Regions from separate parts of the Homo sapiens genome. Here all the other regions are linked to region 1. A link is a loop called in an ENCODE intact Hi-C map of the cell type or tissue named here. Cell type or tissue: heart right ventricle. All regions are shown on one strand. Links, peaks and the distances in the headings refer to the core of each region. The heading gives the core; the rest is flanking DNA. Region 1 holds the start of CRYGS (crystallin gamma S). Region 2 overlaps DGKG (diacylglycerol kinase gamma). Region 3 has its middle 46 kb from the start of TRA2B.

The links. Hi-C counts contacts between places; a loop is a spot of excess contacts. Peaks named below come from ENCODE experiments on the same cell type or tissue, not always from the same donor. Only the 100,000 strongest peaks of a DNase experiment are listed, where the experiment ranks them.
Region 2: a loop joins it to region 1, with 5 times the contacts of the local background. A loop is called at or near these places in 108 of 110 quality-filtered maps.
Region 3: a loop joins it to region 1, with 10 times the contacts of the local background. A loop is called at or near these places in 100 of 110 quality-filtered maps.

What each region holds. Positions count from the first base shown.
Region 1 is chr3:186,533,878-186,544,693 of GRCh38, forward strand. It overlaps CRYGS (crystallin gamma S), which reads right to left and starts at 10,503. Exons shown (of 3, transcript NM_017541.4): 1 at 10,429-10,503; 2 at 5,478-5,720; 3 at 4,566-5,091. The coding sequence starts at 10,449. The coding sequence ends at 4,819. RefSeq lists an enhancer at 185-254. In heart right ventricle, for the core only: a CTCF peak has its summit at 6,817 (motif pointing left); a DNase peak (open chromatin) is centred at 6,814; H3K27ac peaks cover 302 bases.
Region 2 is chr3:186,254,391-186,265,206 of GRCh38, forward strand. DGKG (diacylglycerol kinase gamma) reads right to left here. Exons shown (of 25, transcript NM_001346.3): 15 at 7,309-7,388; 16 at 6,049-6,123; 17 at 3,464-3,549. Among named protein-coding and RNA genes, the nearest start is that of DGKG, 100 kb to the right of the region's middle. RefSeq lists enhancers at 657-716, 817-1,106, 1,137-1,186 and a silencer at 1,767-1,846. In heart right ventricle, for the core only: CTCF peaks have their summits at 5,322 (motif pointing right) and 5,522; a DNase peak (open chromatin) is centred at 5,321.
Region 3 is chr3:185,978,253-185,989,068 of GRCh38, forward strand. It overlaps the pseudogene NMRAL2P. Among named protein-coding and RNA genes, the nearest start is that of TRA2B, 46 kb to the left of the region's middle. RefSeq lists an enhancer at 5,292-5,813. In heart right ventricle, for the core only: CTCF peaks have their summits at 5,444 (motif pointing right) and 5,649; a DNase peak (open chromatin) is centred at 5,439; H3K27me3 peaks cover 1,530 bases.

The DNA.
Region 1 (10,816 bases), core at 5,190-9,189:
AGCAGCCAGTCACAAAAGACCACGTGTTTTATCATTTCATTGACATAAAAGGTCCAGAATAGGCAAATACATACATACAGAAAATAGACTCGGACATCTACAGAAAGTAGTTCTTCAGGACTGAGGGGCTGGGGAGATAGATAAGGCAGTGATCCCTAAAGGGTACTGGGTTTCTTTTTGAGGTGAGGAATATGTTTTAAAATTGCCTGTGGTCATGATTGCATACAGACAACGGTAAGGATACTAAAAACCACTGTATTGTATGCTTTAAACAGGTGGATTTACGACATGTGAATTACATCTCAATAAAGTTATTTAAAAAGAAATAGCTCATTCTATGATAGACAAGTTACCATGGTTCCGTCTTGAAAGTTGAGAAGCAGAAGTTGCACGGTACAGTGGAAAGAATGAGAGCTTTGGAACCAATGACCTCAGACAAGTTGTTTAGCCTCGTTGAGCCCCAGTTCCTCATCTGTAAACTGGGGTTAGTAAGCCCCAATCTCACTGTTTTTACAGTATATGGGGAAGCCCCAGCCTCTCCTGTTCTAAAATTGCCTGACTTTGAAGTTTGAGGCTTGAAGGAAGAGGTAAAGGTGTGAGGTGTCTGTGGACAGAAAAGTTTCCCTTGCTCTGAAGTCACGCCCATGAGGGATTCTCCTCTCCTGTGTGTGCCAGAAGCTGGTCACCCAAAGCTCAGTGATTAGCTGCCCTCTGTCTCCTGAGGAACCTCAGAGAAGAGAGACAAAAATAAGGGAGACTTGCGTGAACTCTAGGGACAATTCTGCTGGCTGTGGAAATTGCTGGGAGCTAGAACCAAGGGAGCTAGAACCAAGGGAGAAGCTTATGGGAGAGCTAAGAAAAGGCTGAACTCCCGTGATAACAAAAATATGGCTCTTTTTCAAGGTAGTAGGATGGGTTGGACCATTCTGATATATTTCTTCCCAATTATGAGGCATCTGCCAAAAATGCAGAAATGCTTTTCTGAAAACAACTAGGGGGTAGAAACAGGGATTTAAAAAGCTAGACAAGTTAAAACACACACACACACACACACACACACACACACACACACACAAAACTGATAATAGCAGTACTTTACTACTCAGAAACAGTACTAATATGACAACCATGGTGGTAAAGAACTGGTGACCCTCATTATAACATAGATTTCATACTTGCAAATTCACCCACTCCCTCCAATTTCATTGTAATCGCAAAATCACTAATCGTGGTGCTCTTGTGATCATTTATGGATATGAGCAGAGCAGTGAAAAATTTGAGTCATCCAATGAGTATATTCCCAGCTAAGGTCGAACAAATGCTCCCCCTTCTTGTTTCAGCTCCCATACTGTAAACAAGTCTCCTTTCAACCCATTTAGTGTCATGCTTTCCGCATTGCACTGTTCTTCGTTGGTAATTTCACTGTTGAAAACATCCCCAAATGTAGTGCTGAAGGGCTGTCTAGTGTTCCTAAGCATGAGAAGGCTGCGACGTGCCTTACTGAGATACCTGTTAGATCATCTTTCTTCAGGCAGCAGTTAGAGTGCTGCTGGTCCTGAGCTCCATGTTAATGAATCCACAACATATATTCAAGAGTCTTTAAAGAGAAACACATATGAAAAAAGTTTATGCATTGATCAGTTGACAAAAATGTGACCAGAGGCTTACAGGAACTTAACCTAGTATTTTATCTAAGAGCAATAATTCAATATTTGCAATTCAGTGTTTGAGGTATTTTTATGGAGTATAATTACAGAAAATAATGAGAATTAACTGTATATGCTACATATTTTTCACATATTATCTCATTTTAATGCCCACAGATTAGGTGTTATGTTAGTTTCACAGAAAATTGAGGATATACATGTTAGATTATGTGACTTAGAGCTAACATATGGAAGTGGCAGAATTTGAATCCATTTCTGTCTAACTACCCAAAGAGGAAGAGAACTCTTTAGCCCTTTGACTGGAGAGTTGGCTCTTAGGGAAAGGTAGCCAGTCATCCATATCAGGGCTGGGCCACAGGGAGAGCTGAGCTTAGTTAAGAACAGCATAGATCAGAGAAAAAAGATGAAAGAACTGAACATAATCCTCCAGCTGTAGTCTGCACTGGTCAGACTACATACAGCTATGACAGTGGGGAGAGAGAAATGACCATTAGCTCGAAGAGAGGCACCAGGATGGTGAGGAGTCTGGGAGCCCACACATGAGGAGAGAAAGGATGAAAGAAACAGGCATTGCTCAGTGTAGAAATGCCAGCATGGAAGCAAACTGGAGGCATCTTTAAATACCTAAAGAGCTATATCCTATGGATGAAAACTAGGATTGCAGGTTGAAAGCTTCAGGGATCAGATTTTGGCTCAATCTAAAAAACAATTTCTGATATTCAGAGCTGTCCTACAGCCAAGATTGGAAACTGGTGGTCCACAAGCCACATTCAGATGCAGATGTATTTTGTTGGTGTGTAGTGATTTAAAAAAAAAAAAAAGTATTTAAATGCCCTTCTATTGGGGAATGTGCTCATTTTCACAGCTTGCACCACTCTCTGCTCTTAGCCCCATGTCACTCCTGTGTAACTTGCCTTGTCCTTGAAGTAGGGTTGTCAGATTTAGCAAATAAAAATATAGGATACAGTTAAATTTGAATTTCAGACAAATGACAATTTCTTAGTGTAAGTATGTCCCATGTAACATTTGGGACATACTTATGTTTATTTTTCTATCCCAATAGACAGTGAGCTCCATATATGGGAATATTCAGAGACTTGTCTTAGAGAAATTCTTGTGATGGAAATAGGGTTAAAATGGTTTAAGGGTGCCCTTGCTTTATTTTATTGAGATCCCCCATTTCAGAGCGATAAAACAATAAAAGGTAGGGGGAGATAACTGAATTATCAGGTGCTGTTCTGGGTGTGGGTGACAGGTAAGACACCAGCTTCTTGTCCTAACAGCTGAATGTTCTACCAAAAGAGCTGGGACTGACTGATAGATAAGGATATAAAGTGTTTTTGACCTCTAATATCAATTGTTAGTCAAATTCCTTTTAAGCAGAAAGTTGATTGGTGTGTCTGCAACTGGAGAAAATGATAGCAATCTCTTTCTGGACCAAGGCATGAACCAGGAGGCATGCAACACTCCAAAATAATAATCCTGCTTTTATCTGTCAAAAGCCATCTTCTACTTCTCTGAAACTGTGGTTAGTCATCCTGACACTTCTTGTTTTCCTACCCTGCTGCCAGAACTGCTTTTCTAGTTGAACAGACTGTGACCAACTCACCAAAGAACATGGCAAGCAGTTGATATGAGAAAAGAGACTGATACTAACTTACTTATCACAGCCTATTTCTTTGGCAAAAAATCAGTGGATTTCTGAGGTCACTTCCAGAAATTATGCCTCTAAAAGTAAGTGTCAGTAGTCCTTGGTCATCAGCTAGTTTTTTAATGTCCTCCTGCTGGTGTCTGGGGAATTAGAATGTTTGTGTTGGATGAGACTCCAGAGAGCATTTGGCTCAACTCCCTTGTTTTGGAGATAAGGAAAGGTAGCTTCATGGTATGGTGGCAAGATCCAGAGCTGATGGCTGCAGTCAGCTCACAGGCCAGAGCTCTTTGCAGCTCAGCAAATGGCCTCCCATTCCTTCTCCATTTGTCAGGTTTCCCTCCCTTACTTACACCCACTTTTTTCAGTCTCTCACTTGAAACAGACAAAATGACAAAAGGGAGGGGAAGATAACAACATGAATAAACATATTTTGGGGTGAGTATGCACTGTGCACTATAGAGTATACACAAGGGAAATTTAGCAATTCTAATTTGTCCTTTTGGGGAAGGCTCCTAGATGACAGGGGCTTTGCTATCTCATTTACAGATGGGTGCATTCTGCATATCCCCAGGTTCACTTGTATGTTCACTAAATACTCCTGGCCATACTGTTTCCTTCTTCATTCTTCTCTTCAAGATTAAATAAAATCTCAGGGGTTACTCAAAGCAAGTAAAACTTGATAAAACTCCATTTCAACTATTATAATGTAGGGACACTTTTAATATGTCCTTTCTTTACACAAAAAATCTAAACTTAGGATTGAGAAGTAACTAACATAGCAGGCTTTAGATCTTAAACAAGGACTTCAGATGGCTTATGGCTCCACCATTTTCAAATAATAACCCTATTTTCACTGGCTGTTCTTGATAGACACTCTGTCCCCTCAACTGGAACATCAGAGGACCCCGTCTTTTCTACCTTTAAAAATTTTCAGGGGCTTCTACAGACACTATATGCACAGATCTCCAGCCAATGTGTTGAATGTATGTGTTAGAAAGCAGAACAATGACTTTGGGAGCAGAAGTAGCCTGGACTGAATCCTGGCTCCTCCATCCACCAACTGGTGAATTTGGGCACATTTTAAATTTCTCTCAGTTTCCTTATTTATAAAATACCGAAAAACTACCTCTCACAGGGTTGTAAGGAGAAAATGAAATAATGTAGGCACTCAATAAATGGTAGCAATTATTACTGTGCCTGTTGAATTAATGCAAAACATAAGCTAAAGGAACCACCACATGTCAGTATGACTTTCTAACCTTTTAATGAGATCTCATTTTGTTTGGCACAAAGATCTAGATTGGTGATCTGGCAGATGGGTAGCTTTGTGTGACTGCCCACTGTGGCGAGCACTGTATTGCTGGTCCCTAGAAGCATTTAAGGAGAGGCATTATAGTCAGCAGTGGGATGCATGCCAACTGTTTTATTGATGATGCCTATTTGGACCACAAGGCCAGCCAGCATTTGGGCCCCAGGAAGAATATGGCCCCATTCATGTCATTACTCCACAATGCGGCGGAAAGACTGGACAGCTGGGGAGGCTGCACCCCAATCGATGGGCTTCCGGTACTCCTTCTTGTCCAGGAGGTACTGCCTGCCACGGTAGTTGGGTAGCTCATAGAAAATCCAGACACCCTCCAGCACCTTACAGGAGTGGATCTCTCGCATGTGAAATTGCTCCATGATGGAAGGGCAATCTTCGGTGGTTTCATACATCTGACCACTAAAATCCCCTTTCTCAAAGATCTGAATCTTATACTGGCCTCCACTAGGCTGAAAAGACACAGGAGAAAATGAACAGAAACCATTATGGAAATCACCAGCAGGTCAAGAACTTAGAGAACAGTATTGCTCAGAACTTATCACCTTGAAAGCTAGATGATCTGAACTCCCATCTCACCATGTACTGACTAAAACAGCTAACTTTCAATAAGAAAAAATTAATTCTTCAAAACACTCAAGAGGCAGAGACAGCACCCTGGAAATTAGTGTAGTCATTCTAGTGATGAGCTGCTCTAAGATGTTACTCAAGCCTCAGCAGCCAACAAGCAGCTACTCATTAAGAGGTAGAGAAGACTCAAGAAAATGTTCACCTAAAAGCAAGAGAAAGCGGACAGAGGGCGTGGGAAACAGAGGGAGTACACAGTCCCCAGACTCACCAGATGAACAGCTCTGCAGGAGCTGAGGCGGTCGTTGAGGCCCATCCAACGCTGGTATTCAGGGTACTCTCCCTGTGGTAAGATGTACATGTACCCAGCAAAGTTGGGCCTTTCATAAACAGCCCAGGTGCCTCCTTCCACTTTAATGGAGTTGCAGCGACTTAGGTATGTGTGGAAATCTGCACAGTCGCAATCACAGTCATAGCGACGGCCTTGAAAATTTTTGTCTTCATAGAAAGTAATCTGAAGTAGAGGGCCAACAGAGAAAGAGCTGAGGAGCTGGGTGGCTTAATTCACAGATAAAAATTAAGAACATAATGCCTACTTTAGAAATTCCTTTCACCTCAATTTTGAGGAAAAATATGTAGCTGTACGTCACCTTACAACATTGCTTTCTGACAGACAACTTCAGTTGTCAACAACAGAAATGAGTTCTTCCTGAAGGCTGAACATGAAGCAAAACAGAAGAGGGCTCTAATAGAAGTGAGCAGTCTCAGACTCAAGTTCATTTTCCTTCCTTTATGTTCCCACAGCTCTCTGTACTTACATCATATTATAAATTATCCATTTATATGTCTACCCCTCCCACCAGAATCCTAGCATACTTTTTCCAAGGGCAAGTACCAAGCCTTATTTGAGCTATCAATCCTCTGTGCCCATCACTTGACTTCAATAATTGTTTCATGAAGATGACTCCTAGGTGATATGGAGGATACATAGAGAAAAATAAAGCATGAACCTTAGCTTTACAGAGCTTATTTTAGATAGATGTAGAGCTTTCATACATGAAAATGTATCATATCATGTTCTTTATTATTAGTTTATTGCCAACAGAGTAGTTGCAAAGTAACAAAATGATAAGAATCCTCTTTGCCTCCAACGCTTATCAAGTTTCTACCACAATGCCTGGGGTAAGTCTCTGATGGCACTGAAAAATATGCAGCCCTGTGAAAGCAGAAACAGTAAGTCTGGACTACAGAGCTCCCTCTCTACAATTAGCCTTACTATCTTCATCCAGCCACCTCTCTGAGCTTCAGCTTCCTATTTGAAGACTACAGCAGACTGGAAGTTCTGGCTTTAAAACAACTCTCAGAGCTTTTCTGGCTGAAACAGGAGACAGAGTTCCTAGGAACTCCCAAGGATTCACCAAGCAGTTCCTGAAAACCACGATGAAAACTACAAATGAGCTACAGAGCTTGTCCCTTGTTATTCAATAATTCCACAATCTTTTCATCTTTTTTTTTTTTAAGATGGAATTTCAGATCAATGCTAGGTTATAAACTGAAACCACAGGTGTCATGCTTCGAACCGTTAATTACCTGGCATTATGCCGCCACCTTGTGGCTGATTTACTTTATGGATTTCACGGGCGAAAACTATGTGAGTCATTTCAGATGAAAGGAGCAGAGCCGGATACTGTCTTGAGAGGATCTTTGAGCTGAGCATTGAAGGATAAGTAGGTGTTTTCCAGAGGCAAATGAAAAGGAACAAACATGTTTAAAAGAATAAAGTGAAAGAACATGGCCCATTATAGGGACAATAAGTAGTTCATTAAGTCCAGTACATATTGAATATGTGGTGAAGTACTAGAAAATAAAGCCAGAAAAATGACACCAGAATCATGCTGGAATCCCTTTGGTGATTATGAGTGAGTTGGACTTAGTAGTGTGTGCCTAGAAACGGATGGCTGCTGTGGGCCAGGTGAGAGATGATGAGGGCCAACCAAAAGGCAACTCCAATGTGAATGATGATGAGAAAACAGTAAAGAACTTCAGGATTTGGTGACTAATTAGATGGAGGGAATGAGAGGAAGAAACGAAGAATGACTCATAAAAAGCTATAAAATCTCATTCTCCTCTATCCTGGGTAGTTCTTTCTATCTAGATACTAATATACTAATAATTGTTTCCCTCCACCTTAATCTTTCCCTTCCCTTCCCATTTATCTCAATTATTCTCTTTCCTGTTCCCTAAAAGGGTCCCTTTTCCTTCCCACCCCTAAATCATCTACTTCCTCTCCTTTATCCCCTGCCCAAATTTCTTTATGTGTTTCAGTTCCCTTCCCATCTTAGCACAGTACAGATTTAGATATATGGTACCTCAGTTTACGGATGAAGAAAAAAAAGAAAAGTCTCAATACTACTGCTTTCTTGCTACGTGACCTTGGACAGGGCAATGAACCTTTCTCTACAGCTCTTCATTGGCAAAACAGGATGATAGTGTCTCTTGCAGACGGTATGCTCTGAGGGTCCAAGGGGATGTTGATAAAGTACTTAGTTGAATAGCTGACTCATGATTAGCAATAAGCTTTTGCTACAGTTTTTACAGATGAAGAAGTTAAGTGATTGGCCTAATGTCACTACCTAGTTACAAGTTAGTTGCAGACAAGCTGGTGGGCTGCAGTGCAAAACTCCTGGTGAGTAAACTATTGTTCACTTTATTTTCCTTTGCTGTCTTTCTGCCTGCCCAGTTAGCTTCGTTTAACATGGCAGCACTTACTCTCTTGGACAATGACCAAGGCTGGGCCTAAGCCTCAGGGGCTCTTCCTCATGACCTGTGGAGAGATCTTTAGGAAAGTCAAATAACTTCTCTAAGAATGGATAGATTCTAAACTCCTTAATTCATATGTTCTATTTGCCTTTGGTTTTTGACCAAACAAGTCACTAAAAAGAGCCTTTGCAAAAGATATCCTATGGGAAATGAAGTTAATAATACCATCTATTTCACTTCATAGTTTCTCACATTTACTGCCTTCTGCACATTTGCGTGACTAATTATCAATATCTGCTAAGTAAAAAGATACATGATGCCTGATACGGTCACCTGATGTCCACCCTCCCAGGAGACCAGCCAACCATCCAAAAGTTGAAACAAAGCCCTCATCCTGTTGCTATGGAATCATTACTGAGCTCCAAGACTAAGCTCTCCTTTCAGTGGGAGACCTTCTATATCTCAGAGCCAGAGAATGTTGCACCTAGCTGTGCTCAATTTCTTTTTGTAGAATAACCATGAAATCCATGCTATTGTCAGCCTAGAGGTTTTGACCTTTGGGCAAAATATTTTGTAGAGAAGGCTAAAGAAATGTGCAGAAAGTTTTCCTAGAAATTATTACAAAATTCCTATCATTATCAGGTTTATTTTTGGAAAAATGGCCTACTAATCCAATGCAGCAGAGAGAAAAATATCTTGAGTATCCCAGAAGTAATGAAAACATACTTAGTAAAATCTATTCCTTTTGCCAAGCCCATAACTCCTCTGATTAAACTGCTATCAAGATAGTGGGAAAGGAAGAAGCAATGAGAAAAAGTAAGAAATAATTTACTATCTCCTTTACCCTAGCAAGCAAAAGTTATTTAACTAAATGAACGACTCATCTATAAATAAAAAAGAGTACACTATTACTACTCTGCAAATCTTTAAAAGCAGATGTTTTCATCTAAGATGGTTGTAGAACAGCTTTACCTCAAGATACATGGATATCCCTCCTCTAAGGACCAAAAATTCTTTTTTAGTGGGATTTGCATGGTATATTTTCAAGAACCTCAGAGCACTGAAGACACTAATTTTTCTCCCCAAACCTCCTGAATGACAAGCATGATTATTAGTTCTATTTTCCAATGAAAAAAAAATCAAGCACTAATAAATTACAGAACAAGTTAACAGGTACCTTCTGACCTGATGCAACAGGAAGTACACAACATTGCCTATGTAGCTTTCTTGCCAAATATATTTATTCTGAATCTAAACATGAGGAAACAATTAGACAAATCTAGATTGCAAGACTTTCTAAAAGACATCTAACCTAGGCTTTGAAAAATGTCTCAAGAACAACAACAAAAAGGGTAGAGGGACATTTTTAGAGAGGCTAAAAAAAACTAAAGAGAATAAAGAGACATGACAACCAATTACAATACATGTTTTTCACTGGATCCTGTATTAGGGGAAAAGTCCACCATGAAGCACTTTTCTGGGGACAATCAGGGGAGATTTGAATATGGTCTCAATATTAGCTATTATATTTATGATAACTCTTGGGGACATGCTAGTGATACAGTGTTTATACAGGGAAATGCCCTTGTTTTTAGGAGATACATGCCTAAATACTTAAGGCAAAAGTATAATAAAATCTGCTACTAATTTTCAAATGGTTTAATAAAGAGAGATGGAAATAGGAGAGACCAAATATGGCAAAATGTCAACAACTGGAGAATATAAGTGAAAGATATACAAATATTCATTCAACATTTCTTTGCCATTCTTTGAGGATTCAATGGGTTTGAAAATTTTCAAATAGCTGGGGGTAAAAATCAGGCAGCAGTTTTGTCTCATCAGTGGAAGCGCAAAAAAGAAAATGAAAGCATATTCCCTCATTCCCAAAGCCCTACCTGAAAGAATAATTTCCAATCCAGTAATTGTGAGTTAAATATTTTAGAGGCAATTTTCTGACTGTAAGGGAGCACTTTATTTGAGGAACGAGTAAAAATAATTGCTTGAATGGAAGAGAGATGTAGGACTTTATTCACCTGATTGGCCCATCCACTTTGGCCTTTTAGAACACAAATGGTTGAGGCTAAATTTCAGAAAACAAAATTTTAATTGATTATTAAAAGTTTTCTGCTCAATATAATCCCCATTAGCATGCCTTATTCCTATGGAGAATATCAGTTGCATAGAATATTAGTTGCTAGAAGGCAGAAATAATAATGATATTTATAAATTACCTGTATAGTATTTAACATAGCACCATACATAAAGATAAACCCTTAATAAAGTGTTCGGTAATTCTGTTAAGGGTGGAAAATATAATAAGCATTTCTTAATCTTCTCTCTCAATCCCAGTTCTCTAACCACTATCATACTCACCTCTAGGCAAAGAAGCAAAAGCTTTTCTGTGTGTTGAATGCATCATTAGGTGAAAAGCGGGTAGGCTAAAAATCAATATGACTACTTACCTTGGTTCCAGTTTTAGACATTTTTGGTGCATAGACTGGTTTTCCCAGTGCTGAAAGAAATTCAGGAATGGCTACAGAGAGTTAGAGGCACAGTGACATTTATATGGGCTGGTTTCAGTCAAACATTTGCTTAGTCATGAGAATAGGATCCAAAAATTGAGTCAGTCATTTAGACGCTATTGATGGTTTCTAGAAAAAACAACTGGGATTATAAAATAAAGGAAAGCTTCAGTACCGCCTTTAATGCTTACCAAGCAGGGCTGCATTACAGACTTTGCTGAGTCAAGAAACCAAAACCCAGACAAAGTTGTAAAAATTAAGAACAAAAGAGTCTCTCTTTTTTTTTTTAAGCAGCCTCTTTGAAATTCCTAATGTCCTTTTTCTTCAA
Region 2 (10,816 bases), core at 3,772-7,771, 280 kb before region 1:
AATGCAATGGCCCCTCTCGTTGTCCTCAGAACATGTGTTCAGAGCACTGCCTCCCTGCCTTTGCACAGCCTGCTCCCTTTGCCTAGAAGGCTCTTGTTTCCTGTGTCTGCCCCTTCTTCTGTGTCCCCACCTCGGCAGGTCAACTGTTGTTATGGTGTTTAGGCTAGAAAGCTGTATGCCGCCCTAGGTTTTTCCTTTTCCCTCACACATCCATTCACATATCACATTCTATGTGTTGTCTCCTTACTAGATCTCCAAGCAATCTCTTCTCTCTATCCCCATGGTGATGCCTGAGTGCAGGTATGATTCCTTCCCACTGGTATCGCTGCAACAGCCTCCTCTCGGCTCTCTCCGCCTCCAGTTCCACCCTCCTAGTGTGTCACCCACACTTTCACCAAGAAGGGAAGTCCATGAACCACAGTCCCTCGCACTGGCTCACTGCTTTCACTTCTGGGATGGGGCTGTGTGGCTCCTCATGGCCCCATAGCCTACCACAGTAGGCCCAGGAAGCAGGCTCTGCCTTTCTCCCTAGCCTCATCCTTCTGCACATCCTGCCTCCCACGCAACATGTCAACCGTTCTCAAGTGTTTTCACTTCCTTAAAGCACAAAGCTCTCTGTGGCTCAGCTCAGAAGCTGCCTTTGGGAGACCCTCCCTAGTTGCCCCAGCCTGGACCTGGTGCCTCGTCAGAATATTTCCTTAGCACCAGAAATGATCTCTTTGTACTCTCTTGTAATTATCTCCTTGTTTGTTCCCTGAATGTATTGTAACCTCCCCGAGGGGGACTGGGTCTCATTCTCACAGCATCTTCATACATATCGACTGAAGCCTGCTATATGCAGATGCAGTGTTAGGTGCTCCGGCTCTGAGAGTGGGCAAAAAAGCCGTGGCTTGGGTTCTCATGGTGCTTACCGACTGTCCAGTGGGACAGACAGATAATAATGAGGAATCCATGGAGATAATGCATCATTTCACATTCACGTTGGAAAACAAACAGAGGAGCACTGTCGTATAAGAAGGTGACTGAGGCTGGTGGGTGTGTCAGGGGAGGCTCCCCTGAGTAAGCCACATGTCAGCTGAGATCTGGAGTGGAAGCTGACTGAGTGAAGGCTGGGGCAGCACTGCAGACAGGGTGGCCAACTTGTGTGAAGGCCCTGAGGTGCAAGGGAGACTGGAACGCCCAGGGGTCTGAGAGATGGGCCGGGACCTGAGTCCAGATGGAGAGGGATGGAGGTAGAAATAAGGCTGGAAGGGTGCGCAGCAGCTGGACCACCCAGGGCCCTGTAGATTACTTCAAGGGTTTTGTCTTTATCCCAAGAATAATGGAAGCCACTGGTGTGCTTTATGCACACCATGCACCCAGTGACATGCAGGAAAGATCGCTATGGGTGTAGGGAGAGAACAGATCAGAGAGGGGACCATGGGGGGGCGCTGCAGAGCACTGAACAAGTGCTGAAATGAGAGTGAACGGATGAATATCTTACGCAGTTATCCCTTTTGCTTCTGCTTTTTTCTCTTTGGGTCACTAACCTGTGAAAAAAACTAATGTTTCTTCCTCCTTCTGTGATCTTCCTTCTTTCTGTTTTGAGCAGCTTCTATCACCTGTGTCCTCTGCGGATGAACTGCATAAAGCTCTCCGCCAAAGCCTACTTCTCCCTCATGGTGGAGAGGGAGCCGTGTGAGTAGTCCGGTACCGCAGCCATCCACCCTCTGCAGATCAGCTTTTCCTTCCTTGGCTCCCGGAGGACTCCTCCCTCCTCCCACAAACAACTCCAGAGCCCAAGGTGACAGGAGAGCGTGGGTGGCTGCTTGGCAGGGCTGTGTCCATGGCAACCAAAGCGCCCGGGGGAGTGGCGGGCGGCAGGTGTACGGTCCTGCAGCCTTCTCGCCCAGCTAGGTGGTCTACTTACAGCCCCCGGAGGCACGGCTTTCTCTGCCCTGGTCACGGTCTAGTCCTGGCTTGTCCTTGACTTCCCTCGTCCTCTCATCTCCCACATACAGTCTGTCAGCAAATCGTATTGCCTTCACCTTCTAAAGATATCCAGAAGCTGGCCACTTCTCACCACCACTCTGTTTCTCCTGTGGTCCAAGCCCTGGACATCTCTCACTTGGACTGCTGCAGTGGCCTCCGAACTGATCTCCCCGCTTCTGCCCTCTTCTCTTAATCTGTCATGTTCCTCCTTTGCTCAAAACCATCCAATGTCATGGGACCCTCCCAGTATAAAAGCCATATTCCATAGAATGCCCTATATGTCCTAGTCACCTGGCCCCTCGTCACCTCTGCTTCATCCGCTGTAGCTTTTCTCGAATCCACTCTGCTTTGACCATGCTGGCCTGCCTCCAGCAGCCTGGCCTGCTCCCACTGCAGGGCCTTCGTCTTTGCTGTTCCTTCTGCCTGGACTGCCCTTCCTCAGGTATCCACTTGACTCACCCCTCCTCCAGATCTCCATGCCAATGTTGTCTTCTCTGTCAGGTGTTAGATTGCAGCCTTGAGCTCCCTGTGCCCCTTCCCTGCTGTACTTTAAACACTTCCTGACATACTATGTCTCACTTATTTAATTGTTCATTGCCTGTCTCTTTCCTCTACATGGTGTGCTCCATGAAAGTGGAATTTTTGTCCGTTCATTCCCTGCTGTATCTCCAGTGCCTTGGGGAGAGCTTGACACATCATGGAGCACAGGCAGCATTTTTGGGATGAAGAATGGAAAGCCCAGGGCTCATCGCTCAGGGCCCAGTCTCTGACTTTGATGACTGTCCTCCCCAGTGCTCCCCCGGCCGCTTTCTTGTCCTTATATTACACTTTGCAGTGTTTGTCTGGGTTCTGTAGGGTTAGATCTTGACTCTGCTTCCATCCCAGAATTTCAGTCAGTTTCCATCACTTACTGGGGCTGATGTGTCCGAGGACCCACAGATCCAGGTAGAGCTGGGTAGAACTCAGGCTACCAGCCTTCTGGCCTGGGCCTTTTTATCTAGATGTACTCTACTGGACACAGCTCAGTGTGGTCCTTCTTTGCTTGCACTGATCTGTACTTTCTAGATGCACTTTCTGGACTCAGGCTCCGGGTGTTCATCTCAAGGTGATTTGTCCCAGGCTATGATCTATGCTTAGTTCTCTGGCCTTTACCAACCCCAAAGGGTCTGCCCAGAATTCCACTCCTGTCCTCCCACCCCCCAAATCTGGCCTGTCCTGCCACTGCCCAAACCCCAGCCATGACAGATCTGCTTTACAGGAAAGGCCTGAAACTAAACTGTTACCTCCGTATTGGAGGGAATCATTCGATTGTCTTATTTCTTTTTTTTTTTTTTTTCCACCCAAAGCAAATATTTAGTCAAGTGTTGGTCCAGGGGAAGATACAAGGATGAACAGACATGGCTCCATGTCTCTTTCTTTTTTATTGCCTTCTGCTGATTGTAAATACGCTTACTATAAATAAGCAGCAAACGCCCTCTCAGCCCATGCTTACCAATGCAATCCAAAATCCAGCCAACTGTCCCATCTCCACCACAGGCCAAAACACGGAAGTCTGGAGTATCACGGAAAAAGTTCAACCTGGGAAGAAGAAGAAAGGCCAAAATGGGCTTGTTACTAGGTTGCAGCTGACATTGATACATGTTGAGTCAGAGTCTGCCCTGTTCCCCAGGAGTATGTTAAGACCTCGATTCCTTTTGTGGTTGAAAGGGTCACTCAATGTTCTGAAACCAGAAGTTACTATGCAGTGCCTTGAATATGGAGCCAAGGCCAAGGGGGCCATCCTTGTGCAAGGATAATCTGACTCAACATTCGACACAAATGGAAAATGGTTTTCTAGAAATTCTGTACTAGTTACGCAGAGGAGTCCAGAGTTTTGGCGTCAATACAAATAGCCCCCAGTGTTTTCACTCCTCTCGGGCTCTCCTGCCTGCTCTGTCCTGACACCCGCCCTGGTAAGCAAGATGCACCGAATTTGCTGGATCTTCTCTTCACTCTCCTGTGGGCCACAGTGAGTGGAGTGATGCCCTTCTCTTCTCAGGAGCCTTAACCCTGGAGAGCAGGGTGCTTATACCTGGGGTCCACCAACCTCCAAGGGTTCTATGGATTGGATTCAGAGGGCCATTAACTTGGAGGAGAAAATAATACATTCTTATTTTCCCTAAGCTCAAACTGAAATTAGTAGTATTTCCTTCAATTCAGCATGTAGGCAACAGACCACAGAGGTTGGAACCATACCCATGACTTTGTCAGCGGTCAAAATCACAGCCATGTTAGTGTTTCATTATGGTTGTGACAGATGCCTCATACCACTGCCATGCTCATCACTGCTTGGAATTTACGGTAGTTATTAGACCCACTTCTGGGTCTTCCTATTTGACGTATTGGTGAAGCTCATATATTCTCATATCACTAATTTGTTTTACTGTTTTAATAACTGTTTTTTGATATGGTTTCCCTGGTCACCTTTTATTATTAAATTTATGCATTAAGAAATATTCCAAGAGGGGGTTTCTATGCTTCACCAGACTGCCAAGGGGGTTCCTGGCACAAAAAAGTTAAGAACCTCTGCTTTAGAATGAATGTGCCCTGCGGACACCTTGGGGGTGGAACTTGGGAAGCCTAAGGTCAATATTTCCAATCTGCCCAGCCTGGTGGTCTGAGAAGAGCCCTGGAGCTTTCAGAATCACTGATGCATGTGTAGGCAAATTAACATTCCTTCTCTTGCAGAACTCTGCTCTCCGACGGGACTCTCCGACGGGAAGTGAATTCTGAACAGACGCTCCCTCCAGCTAGGCAGCTTGTCTGATTAGAGAGTGACATGCGCATGAGAGACCCTCAGGGCGTATCAGCCCGGGAAGTAGCCACCTGGCTCGTCGTCTCAGATGAAAACAATTTAGAATACACGAGGTGAAGCTGGAGGACTGTCTGCCAGTTTTGACAGTGGGCTGGTAAAGGTGTCTGTGGGGGGCTGCTCCGTCACAAGGCTGTACTGTTCAGCAGTGATGGCAATCACGGTGACTGTGATGGCAACTGCAGTGGTGTACAGAGGTGGGCTCTGTTCTGAAATTACTTTTACAGGTAAATCATGGCAGGTGTACTGAATCCGCACTTATGTTTCTTTCTCTTTTTAACTGGGCCTTGTACTACCGCTGCCATAAACAATAGCTTTGGTGTCAGCCAACCAAAGACAGGGTCAAATTCTCTTTTCAGAGTCCTTACTCCAACCTCTCTGAGGGGTCTAGCTGAACCCGGAGCAGAAATCCTGGTTTGGAGGTTGGGCAAATGGCTGCGTGCTGGGCAAGCCCAGCCCAGAGTATGCAGACAGCCCCGGGCCCGGGGCCGGCCAGTAGAGGGCTCTCGAGCACCGGCCCGGACTGGGAGGAAGCCCAGGCTTTCCTGGCCTTCTAGCCCAGGTGCTGTAGGGGCCGCATCACAGAGACCTGCAGCTCACCATTAGCCGCAGACACAGGGACCACGCCTCCCACCAGGCCTCTTTACAACCCCATGCTAACGAGAAGAGAATAGCCAATGAGTAAGTGGCAGGAGGAGCAAAACAACCTCAAAATCGAATGATTTAGAAAACAAAAGTGATTCCATTGAACAAGTAATTGTCTTGATCCTAAAATGACCCCACAACGGAACACCAAGGCAGAACTCTGAGTCACTGTCTAGATTTCCAAACTGCTGACTGACAATGATAAGAAAACTTTCTCTTCTCTGATGATTCAGTATGAAGACACCAGCTAACAGAGCCTTGCAAATAAGTTAAAATAATTTACCAGCCTGTTCCTCCTGTCAATCAAATGAAAGGTGTGTGCAGTTTTCCCCCTCTTATAAAATAACTTTTTCTAGGACAAGCTACAGGAGGCCACTTCTCAAACAGAGTTAGCCTTCCTGGGCATCCTGAGTATCTCCAGGAGTCAGAGTCAGACGTGAGAAAAAGCAGAGAAAGGGAGTAAAATGGCAGGAAGGAACAAGTTGAGAGACGAAAGAAAAAAAAGGTGACAAAAGAGGCATCTTCATTGGAGTTTAAAAGGGAGGGGGAGAAATAAGAGGTAAAGATTGTGATCTCCATACCCTGGAGTAGGCCCCCCATTGTCCAGGTTGAAAACTTGTTTGGGGTTGAGCAGATAGTGGAATTTCCGAAGAATTCTATGGAAAAAAAAAGAAAAGGAGGGAGAGAGAGAGACAGAGAAGGAATATGTCATCGTGAGAAGTCACATTAGGGCAAACACCTCTGGAGCCCACTGGTGGCAGGGATGAGGGTTCATTTAAACCCCGGAGGGGAGGGCACTGCCTGCTGACCCTGGCGTCCAGGTTCCACCTGGCATCACCCGTGTTATCACTCCCGGTTCAAGGCTGAACTACCAACCTAGACTCCAGCTCCTAAGCCCAGAAGCATCGCCCCTTACAAAGAGGACAGGGCAGAGAAACCCAGAGAACAGAACTTTCATTCTAAAGCTTTATCCTCCACAGAGACCTTCTCCCAAATGTTCTGTATGGTCTAGGCAGTGTGATTCTGCCCTCTGCAGACTGTACAAAAGCATCACAGGACCCCCTCCTCCCCAGGGAGAGGCCCCCTGCAGTCCTGGGATCAGGAGGAAACGCAGGAGGTGGTGTTGGGCTGTGGGGGAGGGAGGGCGCTGAGAGGCCGTGACTGCACCCAGGCCTGCTTTCCTGGCTCCAGCTTGGAATTGTCAGGTCAGTTCAGGAGGGGTGTCCTGCCCCTTGGACAGGGGTGGGGGTCCTCATAGTTCTTGCTTTAACTCTACTAATTATTATTTTTTAACCTGGATTCCAGATCACGGTGCCATCTGTTAATGATCCCGGAATTGGGAGGCAGAGCTGCTTTAACCATTCTCCCTGTCCACCTGTGCTGTTCAGCAATTTCTAGCCTCCGCTGAACTGGGCATTTCAGCAAACTGATGAGGTGGATGCACTGGCTTCTCACGGGTGACGGTAGCCCAGCAGGTCCTAATCAACGGGCTGCCCATCATCTCTTAAATCAAGAGATCTGAGAGGCTAGAAAGGCACAGGCATCTCAGAGCGTGGTCTAACTCTAGTGGTCTTAATAATGGCTCACGTGGCAGGCTGTGGGCTAAGCACCGTGTCTGTTCTCACCTGTGAGAGGAGGAATGATAATTATCTCCATTTTACAGAGGGAGAAACCGAGGCCCGGGGACATTAAGTCACTTGGGCCAGGTCATAAAGTGGCAGGTGGCAGTGCTGGGATTTGAGTCTGCCTGTCTCCACAGCCTGCTGTGTTCCTGCCAAGGGGAGGAAGGGCCTGAGTCGTGTCGCCCTAGTTGCTCCACTTTGAAACAGAAGAGAACGTACCTTTCTCCTTGTCTCCCTCCACTCTTGGGGTTCACCAAGACCAGCAGGGGGTGGGTACCCGGGGTGGGGATGATCTTATACTTGAAAGGTAAAAGAAAAAGAAATTAGCTCTGCTTCATCCAATAGGGGGCGTGAGATGAGAGTTGAAGCCAAGACAGCTTCGGAGAGGCAGATGAGAAGCAGGAGGGCAGGCAGTCAGGTGTTTTTCCACTGGCTGAATTTTCGGAGGGGCTAAGTAGCTAAGTGTCTCCAGTTTGAATGGCCTTTAAGTAGTGTTAACGGAAATGAGGGTTTGAGGTCAGGATCAGCGATGGGACAATGATGCTGTAGCTTCAAATCATTCAACGATGACGTGGTCTTGTACCTACAGCACAAGATGAAATTTTGTGGGAGACACAGCTGAATATGATCTTAGAAAGCACGGCCGTCTGATCATACGCGTAAGTGAAATAGCACTCGTGGAGTGAACCACCCGCTTCCACCCTGGCGCCTTCCAAATGCTCATTTCCGGCCCCAGTTTCCTCCTGAACCCTGGTCCCACATTTCTCACTGGCCAGTGGGTAGTACTGTCGACTGGACGTCTCACCATCAGTACAAGCTCAACATGCCTCATACATGACCCATCTTCTCTCCCTATGAAACTCGGCCTTTCTCTTGGTTCCCTGTTTCTGTTATTCATCCATCCATCCAAGGAAGGTCTTGTCCTGCCAAGTCTTTCCCTGAAATGTCCCTTTACCTCTGGTAGCTGCCACAGCCCCATGCTGCTTGTGCCTTTCCCACCCTAGGTAAGTCCTGCACACCATCCCCACACAGTTCCTTCCCAGGACACCAGGTCAGCCATACCACTCTTGCCCAAAAACTTGTAAAGACATCTCATTATTAAAGGAGGATTTGGATTTTGTGGATAAAATGTAAATTTCCTAACCTGGCATCAAAGGCCTTTTCAGTCTAGCCCTATTCTACTGTTATCTCCTAATTCCTGCTAACCCTCAGCTGCAGGTGCAGCCAAGTCCTGCTCTTGCTCCTCTAGTAAGTCTAGAGTGTGTCTCTTGCATTCCCACCCATGGGTCTGCTCGTGCTTGTTTCTTCTCCCATTCCATGTCCCGAAATGCCCACTTCCTTCTTTGCAGACTACTAAAAAAATTTTTGGCTGGGCATGATCACTCACGCCTATAATCCCAACACTTTGGGAGGCCGGGGCAGGAGCATCACAAGGTCAGAAGTTCGAGACCAGCCTGGCCAACATGATGAAACCCCGTCTCTACTAAAAATACAAAAATTAGCCGGGCGTGGTGGGAGGTGCCTGTAATCCCAGCTACTCGGGAGGCTGAGGCAGGAGAATCGCTTGAACCTGGGAGGTGGAGGTTGCAGTGAGCTGAGATCTCGCCACCGCACTCCAGCCTGGGCGACAGAGCAAGACTCCGTCTCGGAAAAGAAAAACAAACAAACAAACAAACAAACAAAAAACACCACCACCACCACCAACAAAAACCTGCTTATCCTCAGGGCTCAATTCAAGAGACATCTCTATGAAGTTTCCCTTCATCATTGCAACTAAAATGATTGCACTTAAAACATGTACTATTGGCTGGGCATGGTGGCTCATGCCTGTAATCCTAGCACTTTGGGAGGCTGAGGCAGGCGGATCACCTGAGGTCAGGAGTTCGAGACCAGCCTGGCCAATATGGTGAAACCCCATCTCTACTAAAAATACAAAAATTAGCCGGGTGTAGTGGCGCATGCCTGTAATCCCAGCTACTTGGGAGGCTGAGGCAGGAGAATCGCTTGAACCCGGGAGGCAAAGGTTGCAGTGAGCTGAGATCGCACCATTGCACTCCAGCCTGGGAGACAAGAGCGAAACCCCATCTCAAAAAACAAGCAAGCAAGCAAGCAAGCAAGCAAGCAAACAAACGCACCATGTACTATCTTCTGGAGTTTCTTTTGTTGTTCATTTGTATTTTTTTTTTTTTTTACTTTCTTAGATAAATGACTCAAAACATCAACTGGATTTAAAATGCATTGGGAGCAGAGTGGGGTGTGTGTAACCCTACTACCAAGGACCCTATAGCACCAGACACAAGAGTGGGTGCTCAGCAAATACTTGTGGGTTCAGTGGAAGGATACACCAATGTGGACGCACAGCTCTGCTCCATATTCAATATCTAATGCCTGCTTTTCCAGATCTCAAGCTAAAAGTCCAGCAAACACAGTGCCATGTTGTTTGAAAAGGATAGTAGCATTTCCGATGATCTAAAAAATTTGTCTCACCTGCCCAGGGTGACTATGTGATGCCCAGAAGCATCTTGGAGGCTGAGGAATAAACCCTCACCTCTGGAGATGATATTCAACGTATTTAACAGCCAGTCCTACAGTGGGGGCTCTGCCCCATCAGAACAGATGCAAGACAACCCGATGGCTGCCTGCCCTAAACAACTGGCATACATGTATCGGGTGTGGATATGCATGCGCCTGTGTGTGTTTCCCACCTTTCTGCCCTTCTAGGTGTCTAGAGCTTTCTCACATATTAAGATTCTCCCCTCATTCGGCCTTATGTTTCACTTTTCTTTTTCTTTTTTTTCTTTTGAGACATAATCTCCCTCTGTTGCCCAGGCTGGAGTGCAGTGGCAGAATCTCGGCTCACTGCAACCTCCACCTCCCAGGTTCAAGCGATTCTCCTGCCTCAGCCTCCCGAGTAGCTGGGATTACAGGCACCTCCCACCACGCCCGGCTAATTTTTGTATTTTTAGTAGAGATGGGGTTTCACCATGTTGGCCAGTCTGGTCTCGAACTTCTGACCTTAGGCGATTTGCCCGCCTCAGCATCCCAAACTGCTGCGATGACAGGCGTGAGCCACTGCGCCCGGCCTTTTACTTTTCACAACACGTGAATCTGTATATTCTCATTTAATCTTACAGCACCTCTGGGAGGTGGGCAGGGCAGGGATTACTGTGTCTCCTTTGAGCGGAGGAAACTTAAGGCTCAGAGGCAGAGCAGGAGGCCCCGGTTTTCTATTTCCTTTTCTAGTACTCTTTGTTCCTCACCAGGCTGCCTTCCCTGCATTCCTTGGAACTCTGTGGAAGACACAAAAAATGTTCATTGCTGAACCCAAGTAAAAAAAATGAGTTCTTAAGTATACATTTAAGGATTAAGAAGAACTTTTAGATCTGGTTAGCTTCATTTTGGCAGATCATGTTCTGGAGACAGCTTGGCAATCTTGAAAAACCCATTGTCTATTTTTAGGCCACATCTTTGTTATTATTTAGGACATCTGCATATTAAAGTTTTATGTAACTTTTTCCTAAAATAGTAATAAAGCCCAATAAGACCAGCAATGGGATCAGTCAACCTTTCCTCTCACCACTTGCTGACAGTGTGGCTGTCAAAGGTAACACCAGAGGCCACAAATAAATGCCCTCCTGGGTGGTATAATTAGTCAGATGAGAAGGCAAATGCTGAGATGCTTTTCTGTAGAACCCAAACCCCGTCTTGCCCGCCACAGCCCTGGAAC
Region 3 (10,816 bases), core at 3,415-7,414, 560 kb before region 1:
ATTTTGTTTCTGGCCTTTTCAGTTAATGTTATGAGAATTTTTCTATTTTGTTAAACTTCTCCAAAAACATTAAACTGCATTATGTTCTGAGAGTAGATGTACCACAATTAATTCTACCATTTCTGTATTGTTGGCCATGTAGGTTGTTCTTAATTTTCTCATTATTATGAATGCATGTGACAATCATTGTTTTGCCTAAGTTGTTTGTGTCTGTCACCTTTTTTAAAGGCCAAGTAAAATTGCAAAGTCAGAGTTTATCTCTGAGGGCTAAAGACAGATTATACTGGATCCAATAGAAATGATTTTTAGCTAATTCAGTAGGGGGAATTATGGATCTAGTTAGTGTTAGAAAGGATTCAAGGAGTGGATTTTATGGAAGGTGACAGAAGGCAGCTCAGTTGGCGTGGGATGGGCTCCATTTCTGCTTGGGCCTGGCCTTGGCAAAGGCTGGGGCAATTGGAGGTAAAATACAGACCTCTAACCAAGAAAGGGAGCGAGGATGGATGGGCCATCAGCCAGGTGAGAAGGAGAGCCTGGTGCCAGAGAGGGGGGATCTTGATGCCGCATGGAGGCCCAGGTGGGTGGACGGTTTCAGAGGGCTGGTGGGGGAATACGAAGAGGAAGTATAGGCAAGAGCACTGTGAGGTGCTATTCACATGAAGGCTGGTACAGATCTACAGTACCTTACCCAAAAGGCTTGGGGCCAGAAACAATTCAGCTTTAGGAATCTTTCGGCTTTTAGATAGGTTATTGTCTACATATATAACATCACCAGCACGGGCTGGAGCAGGAACCTGTAATCAAACACATCTATATCTCTGCAGGCAAATATTTGAATGTTTCCACTAAATGGTATGATTAAAGACCATAAATAGCTTCACATAGTTAGATCAGGTTTGCCACTAATTTAGTTCAAAAAGGTCAGTTTGCTGCCAAATGGCTTATGGGGGAAAAAAAACTTTAGAGTCTCTTGGATTTTGGAGTTAGGCTAAAGAATTGTGGACCTGGCTGGGTGCTGTGGCTCACACCTGTAACCCCAGCACTTTGGGAGGCAGAGGCGGGCAGATCACCTGAGGTCAGGAGTTTGAGACCAGGCTGGCCAACATGGCGAAACCCCATCTCTACCAAAAATACACAAAATTAGTCGGGCGTGGTGGCGGGTGCCTGTAATCCCAGCTACTCAGGAGGCTGAGGCAGGAGAATTACTTGAACTCGGAGGGCAGAGGTTGCAGTGAGCCGAGATCGCACCACTGCACTCCAGTCTGAGTGACAGAGTGAGACACTGTCTTAAAAAAAAAAAAAAAAGAATTATGGACCTGTGTCATCATTAAGGTGAATAATGTCATTTCAAACTATTTTAAGTATGGGCTATAACATTTTCTGTCTTCTTATTTGTTCTTAAAAGATTACCCCGGAAGCTTTCGAGAAGCTGGGATTCCCTGCAGCAAAGGAAATAGCCAATATGTGTCGTTTCTATGAAATGAAGCCAGACCGAGATGTCAATCTCACCCACCAACTAAATCCCAAAGTCAAAAGCTTCAGCCAGTTTATCTCAGAGAACCAGGGAGCCTTCAAGGGCATGTAGAAAATCAGCTGTTCAGATAGGCCTCTGCACCACACAGCCTCTTTCCTCTCTGATCCTTTTCCTCTTTACGGCACAACATTCATGTTGACAGAACATGCTGGAATGCAATTGTTTGCAACACCGAAGGATTTCCTGCGGTCGCCTCTTCAGTAGGAAGCACTGCATTGGTGATAGAACACGGTAATTTGATTCACATTTAACTTGCTAGTTAGTGATAAGGGTGGTACACCTGTTTGGTAAAATGAGAAGCCTCGGAACTTGGAGCTTCTCTCCTACCACTAATGGGAGGGCAGATTATACTGGGATTTCTCCTGGGTGAGTAATTTCAAGCCCTAATGCTGAAATTCCCCTAGGCAGCTCCAGTTTTCTCAACTGCATTGCAAAATTCCCAGTGAACTTTTAAGTACTTTTAACTTAAAAAAATGAACATCTTTGTAGAGAATTTTCTGGGGAACATGGTGTTCAATGAACAAGCACAAGCATTGGAAATGCTAAAATTCAGTTTTGCCTCAAGATTGGAAGTTTATTTTCTGACTCATTCATGAAGTCATCTATTGAGCCACCATTCAATTATTCATCTATTAATTCCTTGATCCTTCATTTATCCATTCTGCAAACTTTTCTTGAGCACCAGCACGGGTGGCCATTTGTGGACTTCTCTTCATTCCTATGTGTTTTCTTATCAAAGTGATCCACTCTCGAAAGGCTCCTTTCCAGTCTGTGGTTGGGTTCAAGTCATGCCAGGGCCAGGGGGCCCATCTCCTCGTTTAGCTCTAGGCAAAATCCAGGGGATCTGCAGTGGGGAGCGGGGGCAGGAAGCTGGAGGGAAGGCCTGTGAAGGGTAGGGATGTGGAAAGACAAGGTGACAGAAGGACCCAATAGGACCTTTCTATATCTCTGGCTTAGCATTTTCTACATCATATTGTAATCGTCTTATTTGCTAGTTTTCTTCCTTACTGTGAGTGACTAACAGTCATCTTTATCCCAGTGCCTGGTACATAATAAGTGATCAATAAATGTTGATTGACTAAATGAGTAAATAGTTAATTCTATCATTACAAGAAAAGAGTGGCCAGGCACAGTGGCTCATACCTGTCCTCCCAGGACTTTGGGGGAGGCTGAGGTGGGTGGATCGCCTGAGCCCAGGAGTTTAAGACTAGCCTAGGCAACATGGTGAGACCCTCTCTCTGGAAAAAAAAAAATTAGTCAGGCCATGGTGTTGTGCTCCTTTGGTCCCAGCTACTTGGAGGCTGAGGTTGCAGGATCACCTGAGCCTGGAGGTTGAGGCTGCAGTGAGCCGTGATCATGCCACTGCACTCCAGCCTGGGTGACAGAGTAAGAACCTGTCTCTAAATAAGTAAATAAATAAACAGGTGCATTGGTTGTGTGAATTGGGGGGTGTGGTTTTTATCCCCCCAAAAGAACTACCAACTGATACTTTTTAAGGGCGAGCGATTGTCCACTTCCGGGAAGGGGGCTTCCCCCACTATCCAGCATGTGATGATAGAAGTCCCTGAGCAAGGACAGAGATGGTGGTGCCTGTGTGAGAGCCCTTGGCCTGGAATCTCACTCAGGAGAGAGAGACTTGGTGGTGGCAAAAGCCAGCCTTTTTTCTTTTAGAACTCCCAGGGATAAGTATTGAATAAATGATGTTGAAGTTGTTGCAAGCAAATTTTTATCTCGGGGGGAAATCACAATTGAAGTGCATTTGAGGACCACTCTCCTTTTCAAAGTACCAAGTCCCCAGCAATAAATTTAGTGCAACTTAAGTGCTCAGCCCTGGGAAATGGGCCTGGATAAATTTCTAAAAAGGGAAAAGAAAAAGAAAAACAAAACCCTAAACTAAAAATAGATGACTTATTACTCATCTGGGTGGGCCAGACAGGAAGAACGACTGCTGTTCCCTAAATAACCTCAGGGTCCCCCATGTGGAGAGTGACTATAGGCCCAAGGGTCCCTGGACTTTTTGTGTGTTTGCTGGGATGGCAGGTTGGTTCTTTAAGACCGGGATGGCTGGGCATGGTGACTCACACCTGCAATCCCAGCGCTTTGGGAGGCCAAGGTGGGAGGATTGCTTGAGGCCAGGAATTTGAGACCAGACTGGGCAACATAGCAAGACCCAGTTTCTAAAAAAAATAACAAAACTTAACCAGGCATAGTAGTGTGTGCCTGTAGTCCCAGCTACTTGGGAAGTTGAGGCAGGAGGATCTCTTGAGCTCAGAAATTTGAGGCTTCAGTGACCTGTGATCATGCCACTGCATTCTAGACAGAGTGAGACCTTCCTTGTCTCTCTCTCTTTTTTTTTTTTTTTGAGACAGGGTCTCACACTGTCACCCAGGCTGGAGTGCAGTAGTGCAATCATGGCTCACTGCAGCCTAAAACTTCTGAGCTCAAGTGATCCTCCTGCCTCCACCTCCTGAGTAGCTGGGACTACAGGCACATAGTACCATGCCCGGCTAATTCTTTTTGTATTTTTGTAGAGACAGGGCTTAGCTGTCTGGTCTCAAACTTCTGGCCTCAAGTGATGGTCCCAAACTTCTGGCCTCAAGCTATCTGCCTGCCTCAGCCTCCCAAAGTGTTGGGATTACAGGCATGAGCCACGATGCCCGGACTTCCTCATCTCTTAAAAAAAAAAAAGGAAGAAAGAAAAGAAAAAAAAGAAGACTGAGACAGGCCAGGGCTGTCATGGATCAGTCCCAACAATTGTTCCTGGAAAGCATGAGAAGTCCTTCCAGGATTTAGAACCAAACTTTGCAGTGGCTGATCTGAAATGAGACTGTGCACTTTAGGGACCTCAATCTCACATAACAAAGAAGGGAAAATAACTTCCAACTAGTCTGAGACATTTTAATATTTGTTGACAGTGGACAAAAGATTCCACCCACTATCCTCTCCCAGTCCTGCCCAACAGTCTCCAGGCCAAAGGAGGGAAAGGATTCCCTTTGCAGTTGTTCAGGTAGAGACTTGGGGACCCAAGAGAGGCACAGAAGGTGGAAATAGGGCCGTGCATCTCAGTGAACAAGAGCACCCTTTGTTGTCCAGGAGTAGATTAGGGTTGGGGGTGTGGGCGATGGAATAGAAAGGATGCAGAAGATCTCTCTCCGTGATTCCAGAAATGACCCTAGAAATTCAAGCTACAAAGTCAGATAATCCTGGATTTGATTGCCTCTGCCACTGACAAGTTGTGTGAACTTGGTCAAGTTACTTGATTTCTAGGCTTGGTCTCCCCATCCTCACTGGGGACTGCTGGGGGGACTGAAAGATTGAAAGCATGAGAGGCACTTTGTATAGTCTTTGCCAGGTAGTAAGTGCTCAAGAAACAGCTGTAATTATTCTCTCTTCTCTCTCTCTCTCTCTCTCTTTTTTTTTTTTTTTTTTTTTTTTTTTTGAGACAGAGGCTCTTGTTGTCCAGGCTGGAGTGCAATGGTGCAATCTTGGCTCACTGCAACCTCCGCCTCCCGGGTTCAAGCGATTCTCTCTTGTCTCAGCCTCCCGAATAGCTGGGATTGCAGGCGCGCGCTGCCACGCCCAGCTAATTTTGTATTTTTGGTGGAGACAGGGTTTCTCCATGTTGGTCAGGCTGGTCTCGAACTACTGACCTTAGGTGATCTGCCCTCCTCGGCTTCCCAAAGTGTTGGAATTACAGGCATGAGCCACGGCGCCCGGCAAAAAAACAGCTATAATTATTGTTGAGCATAATTCCTCCCCTTGCCTCCTTCATATGCCTCCCAAAATTCTGAAGTGCCCCCTGGGCGGTTCCCAGTGTCGCCTGACCTTGGCCTCCTGGACTGCAGGTTCATCTTGCTCTAACCGCCCGCTGCCCGGTGTCCCGTCCCTTCCCAGCTTCCTTCTCCCACCACTAGATGGCAGTATGAGTCCAGCATAAGAAAGGATCGCTCCAGCCTCATCCCAGGTGATTTTTTCCCCGGGCTTTTTTGGGGAATAAAGCCAAAGGAGATAGTTATACGGCGCATCTTAAAGCCTTGTCGGTTACCCTCCGTGGCCATTTCGACAGACATGCGCTGGTCACCTTCTCTGGGGTGAAGTGCCTTCTCCGTGCCGGATTTGAGATTAAGGGAAGGAAAGGGAGGACCAAGGGATTATCCAAAGACTCCAGCACTGGCTCGCCCCATGCAGAGGAAGGCCCTCAGGCTAAGGGTGAGCCTTCTGCATAGAGGGGTCTCAGACCCTGCTCCAGGAGTGCAGAGCACAGGGCCTGCCCTTTCTCCGCCTGGCAGCCGGGGCCGAGCCTTGCTGGATGCTGGTGCTCCTGCTGCTGGCTTCTCCGCTGGCCACACTGCTTGTCATCCTCTCCCCAACCCAAGGGACCTTTGCAACTCTGAAATCCCATCAAGACTACACAAGGGGCAGAGACAATTCACTAAAAGGAAACTGGGGCACTGTTAGGAAGTGCGTATTGAACGGCCCTCAGGCACTGTCCATTCTCCCAAGTAACAGAGCAGAACACTCTGGCAATGTAGTCCTGACTTGGACTCCTCATAGGAGTGAGCAGGAAGGCAATAACATGAATTTTAAACCATCTCGAGTAGAAGTTGCTATAGCATTTCTTTCTCCTTCCTTCCTTCCTTCCTTCCTTCCTTCCTTCCTTCCTTCCTTCCTTCCTTCCTTCCTCCCTCCCTCTCTCTCTTTTTTTTCTTTCTTTCTTTCTTCTCTCTCTCTCTCTCTTTCTTTCTTCTCTTTCTCTCTCTTTCTTTTCTTTTTTTTTTGAGATAGAGTCTTGCTCTGTCACCCAGGCTGGAGTGCAGTGGCGCGATCTCGGCTCACTGCAACCTCCGCCTCCCGGTTCAAGTGATTCTCCTGCCTCAGCTTCCTGAGTAGCTGGGATTACAGGCGCCCCGCCACCACGTCTGGCTAATTTTTGTATTTTTAGTAGAGACGGGGTTTCACCATGGTGGCCAGGCTGGTCTTGAACTCCTGACTTCATGATCCGCCTGCCTCGTCCTCCCAAAGTGCTGGGACTACAGACGCGAGCCACTGCACCTTGGCTGCTATAGCATTTCTGACGGGCTGCCCCGCTGAGTGTTGCAAGAGGATTAAAAATGTACACACCCTTTACTTGGCAAAACTCCTAAGAAACCATCTTAAGTAAATAAACACAAATATAGATAAAAATATAATTTTGAGGATTTTATATGAAAGTATTTTTTCATGAGAGCAAAAATATAGAAGTAAGCAAAATGTTCAGCATTTAAGAAATGGATAATTAAATTATTGAAGTTTAAAAATTCCTTTAAACTGTAAATTCTTTAGAACTAGCATTTGTGACGAATTTTTACTGAGAAAAATTATGTTTTAAGTGAAAAATATTGGATTATATCCAGCATTATATCTAGCCTAATCCCAATTGTGTAAACTACATATACATAGTAAAACATTGGAAGGAAAAATATGCCAAAATGTTAATAAATGTTTTCATTGAAGTAAAATTTTGGTTGATTTCTATTTTCCTTATTTTAAGTTTCTTCTTTCCCCTAGTTTTCCATAATAAAAATTGTTAGTTTTGGCCGGGTGCAGTGGCTCATGCCTGTAATCACAGCACTTTGGGAGGCTGAGGCGGGCGGATCACTTGAGGTCAGGAGCTCGAGACCAGCCTTGCCAACATGGTGAAACCCCATCTCTACTAAAAATACAAAAATTAGCCGGGTGTGGCAATGCGTGCCTGTAGTCCCAGCTACTAGGGAGGCTGAGGCACGAGAATCGCTTGAGCCTGGATGGCATAGGTTGCAGTGAGCCGAGATTGCGCCACTGCACTCCAGCCTGGGCGATAGAACAAGATTCAGTCTCAAAAAAAAAAAAAAAAATTGTTACTTTTATGTTGAACTTTTACATAAGCAAGAGTTATTTTAAAAATTTAACAAATATTATTTATCGATTGTCCTGTCTTCCTTATAACAAATATAATAATTATTTATGAGTGTTTACTACGTCCTAGCCACTCTAAGAGATGAAGGTATACACTTTCATTGAATCTTATATCGACACTCTAAGAAAGATTATCTTCTCATTTTATAGATAAAGAAACATACTTCACAGAGTTTAGGTAACGTGCTCAAAGTCACAGTTATTAGGAGTCAGGATTTAAATCTAAGTCTGTATGTTTCCAAAGTCCATGAGCTTTTCACCACACACTAGAACTTCGATCCTCCCTCCCAACCAAGGGACGCTTGCAGCTCTGAAGTCCCATCAAGACCACACAAGGGCAGAGTTCTCAAGTTATAAAAGGATTCGGTCATCAGATTCATTCAGAATTCAGTTGTTTGGAATTTGGACATATTCTCCTTAGAAACAATGTATAAATGCTAATGTGCAACACTGTATAAAGATCAACTCTAAAAGTTGGTGAAACCCATCTACCCATATGCTGTGAAACCACAACTTTCCATAGGATATTGCTTGTTAATCCTGTCTCCCAGATGCACACACAAGAGAATAACGAAACTAACACTGGGGTGAGGACAAGGCAGTGCTTGGCGGAGGGCGGGCTCAACATTCGCGCATGTGCAGAAAGAGAATGCGGAGCCACGGTGTCCTCAGGCTACCGGCAAGGCCGTGGATCTGCGTGGCTAACGGGGGGCAAGACAGGGGTCACGGGGCTGAGTGTGGAAGCCCTGCGTGGAAATCGAGAGAGCCCTCAGGAGGTCTTGGGGGATCAAACCCAAAGGTTTCCAAGAGCCGGGCTGGTAGATGAAGGAAACAAGCCAGATGTAGCACAGAAGGGAGTGGTGGCGACTGTACCGACAGGAGACCGTGCGACCCACCTAAAGGCAATACAAATACATTTAAATAGAAACACATTGACAGTCAAATGTAACTTGTGGCTGGGCGCAGTGGCTCACGCCTGTAATCTCTGCACTTTGGGAGGCCGAGGGGGGCGGATCACTTGAGATCAGGAGTTCCAAACCAGCCTGGCCATCATGGTGAAACCCCGTCTCTGTTAAAAATACAAAAATTAGCCAGGCGTGGTGGCGGATGCCTGTAATTCCAGCTACTTGGAAGGCTGAGGCAGGAGAATCGCTTGAACCTGGGAGGCAGAGGTTGCAGTGAGCAGAGATCGCATTACTGTACTCCAGCCTGGGCGACAGAGCGAGACTGTGTCACAAAAATACAAACAAAAAAAACAACAAAAAAACCCCAGATGTAACTTGTGTCAGTTATTACTAAATGGTGGTTTTCTGACTTTAGGATTAATTCCTGAACCCTCTGATTTTGTGGAAGGGCTGGGACTTGGTGAAGCTGTAGGTATCGTGAGTGACTGGCCTGATCACGAGGGGAAGGAGCACCCACAGAATGCCAGGGTCCTCCTCTTTGGCAGTGGGGAACTATTGGGTGTTATTATAGCAGCTATCATCACCTTAATCAGTACAGTATTTTTATGCCCCTTTTATAGAGAAGTAGTGGGTGTTGGCTGTGGGGTGAAGGGGTTGAGGAGCTTGTCAGCAGGCCTCACTCCTATCTGTGTTATTACAAATAAAGCATTCCCTCATTGCTTCTGGCAAATGTTTGGCCATGGGGAAAAGAAAGAAGCAAGTAACCAACATTTGTTGAAAACTGTACTGTTTCATAGTCATCATTTTTATTTATTTATTTACTTATTTTGGAGACAGGGTCTTCTTTTGTCATCCACAATGGAGTGCAGTGGCATGATCACAGCTCACTGCAGTCTTGACCTCCCAGACTCAAGTGATCCTCTTGCCTCAGCCTCCCGAGTAGCTGGGACTACAGGCATGTACCACCATGCCCGGCTAATTTTTTTTATTATTTTTTAGCAGTGGCAGGGTTTTACCATGTTTCCCAGGCTGGTCTCGAACTCCTGGGCTCAAGGGATCCTCTCATGTCAGCCTCCCAAAGTGCTGGGATTACAGGCATGAGCCACTGCGCCTGGCCTCATAGTCACTCTTTTATTTAAGCTTAGTATCTCCCTGAAAAGTTGGTGTATGTGGCAAAGACTAGCTAGATGTTTACCAATCTTGGTTTCCTTGTCTTCTTTGGTACACAGCTGGACCTCATTTCTCAGCGTTTTTTGCAATTACAAAAACACTGTAATTAAAAAATTAATTACAGCTGTAGGACTGTTCTAGACACTAGCATGTGAGTGGAAGTGGTGTGTGACACTTCTAGGCCTGGCATAAATCTCTTCCACTTGCCACAGTCCTCCATCATCTTCCCCTCACCTTTGGACTGATGTCCATGCTGATGACTTTGGTGGAGCCCAGCCACCTAAATTCCCTCTTAGAGGAGAGCGGCTCACAGATTAGGAGCACCTGTTTTCAATTTTATGTGAACACAAAATAAACTTCCATAACATTAGAGGCAATTGACATTTTTGAGGGTGTGTGTTTATTATAGCAGCTATCATCACCTTAATCAGTACAGTATTTTTATGCCCATTTTATGGAGAAGTAAACTGAGGCCCAGAGAGTCGAGTGACTTGCCCAAGGTCACACAGCTGAAAAGTAATGAATTCGAACCCAGATTTATCTAGCTGTTGAACCCAGATTTATCTAGCTGTTAAACCCAGGATCTTTCTACAATGACACACTGCCTCTAAATTCAACAACACATTCTGTAGTGCCTAGTTTGTGCTTTCTTATCCTATTGGAAACCCCATCCCACCCACATCTGATGGAGCCTCCAAAATACAAGCAGACAGGAGAGAAGAGTTGGGGTAATGGGGGGCTGAATCATCAAGATTTCAATTTAGTATCAAGTTGCTTAGGGGGAAATCCATATGCAGCTCCCAAGTCCTTCTGAAAGCCAGGTGGGGGCAGCTGGCACAGAAAAATGGGGTCTGTAGTTCCCCTGCCTGCCATCAGGGACCTGAAAATCCTAGGGGAGTTTTTAATTCCCAGTGGCACTCTTGCTGGTCCTCTTGTTCATTAACATCTGTGTCCCTCCAATTTGGGCTCTGGCTTGAACTCTATGAACTGCTCAAAGAGGCTCTTGCTACCTCTTTGTTCAAACAGACAATGGCTGCAATAACAAAGAGGAAAATCAGATGCAGGTGAAAGTTTATTTTTAACATTTCCGAGGCCAAATGAGGATTTAACATGAAAATCAGAGCCCTCACTTCCGCCTGCTCTCTCCAAAAGTGGCTGGGGTGCTTTTGGCTGGCCCAGACTCCAACACTCTTGGATCCCTTCCAAATGAGTACACCACTGATGAGGTAGACAGTTTAGTCTTTCTGAGCCTTCTTTTGGCAAGAAATAGACA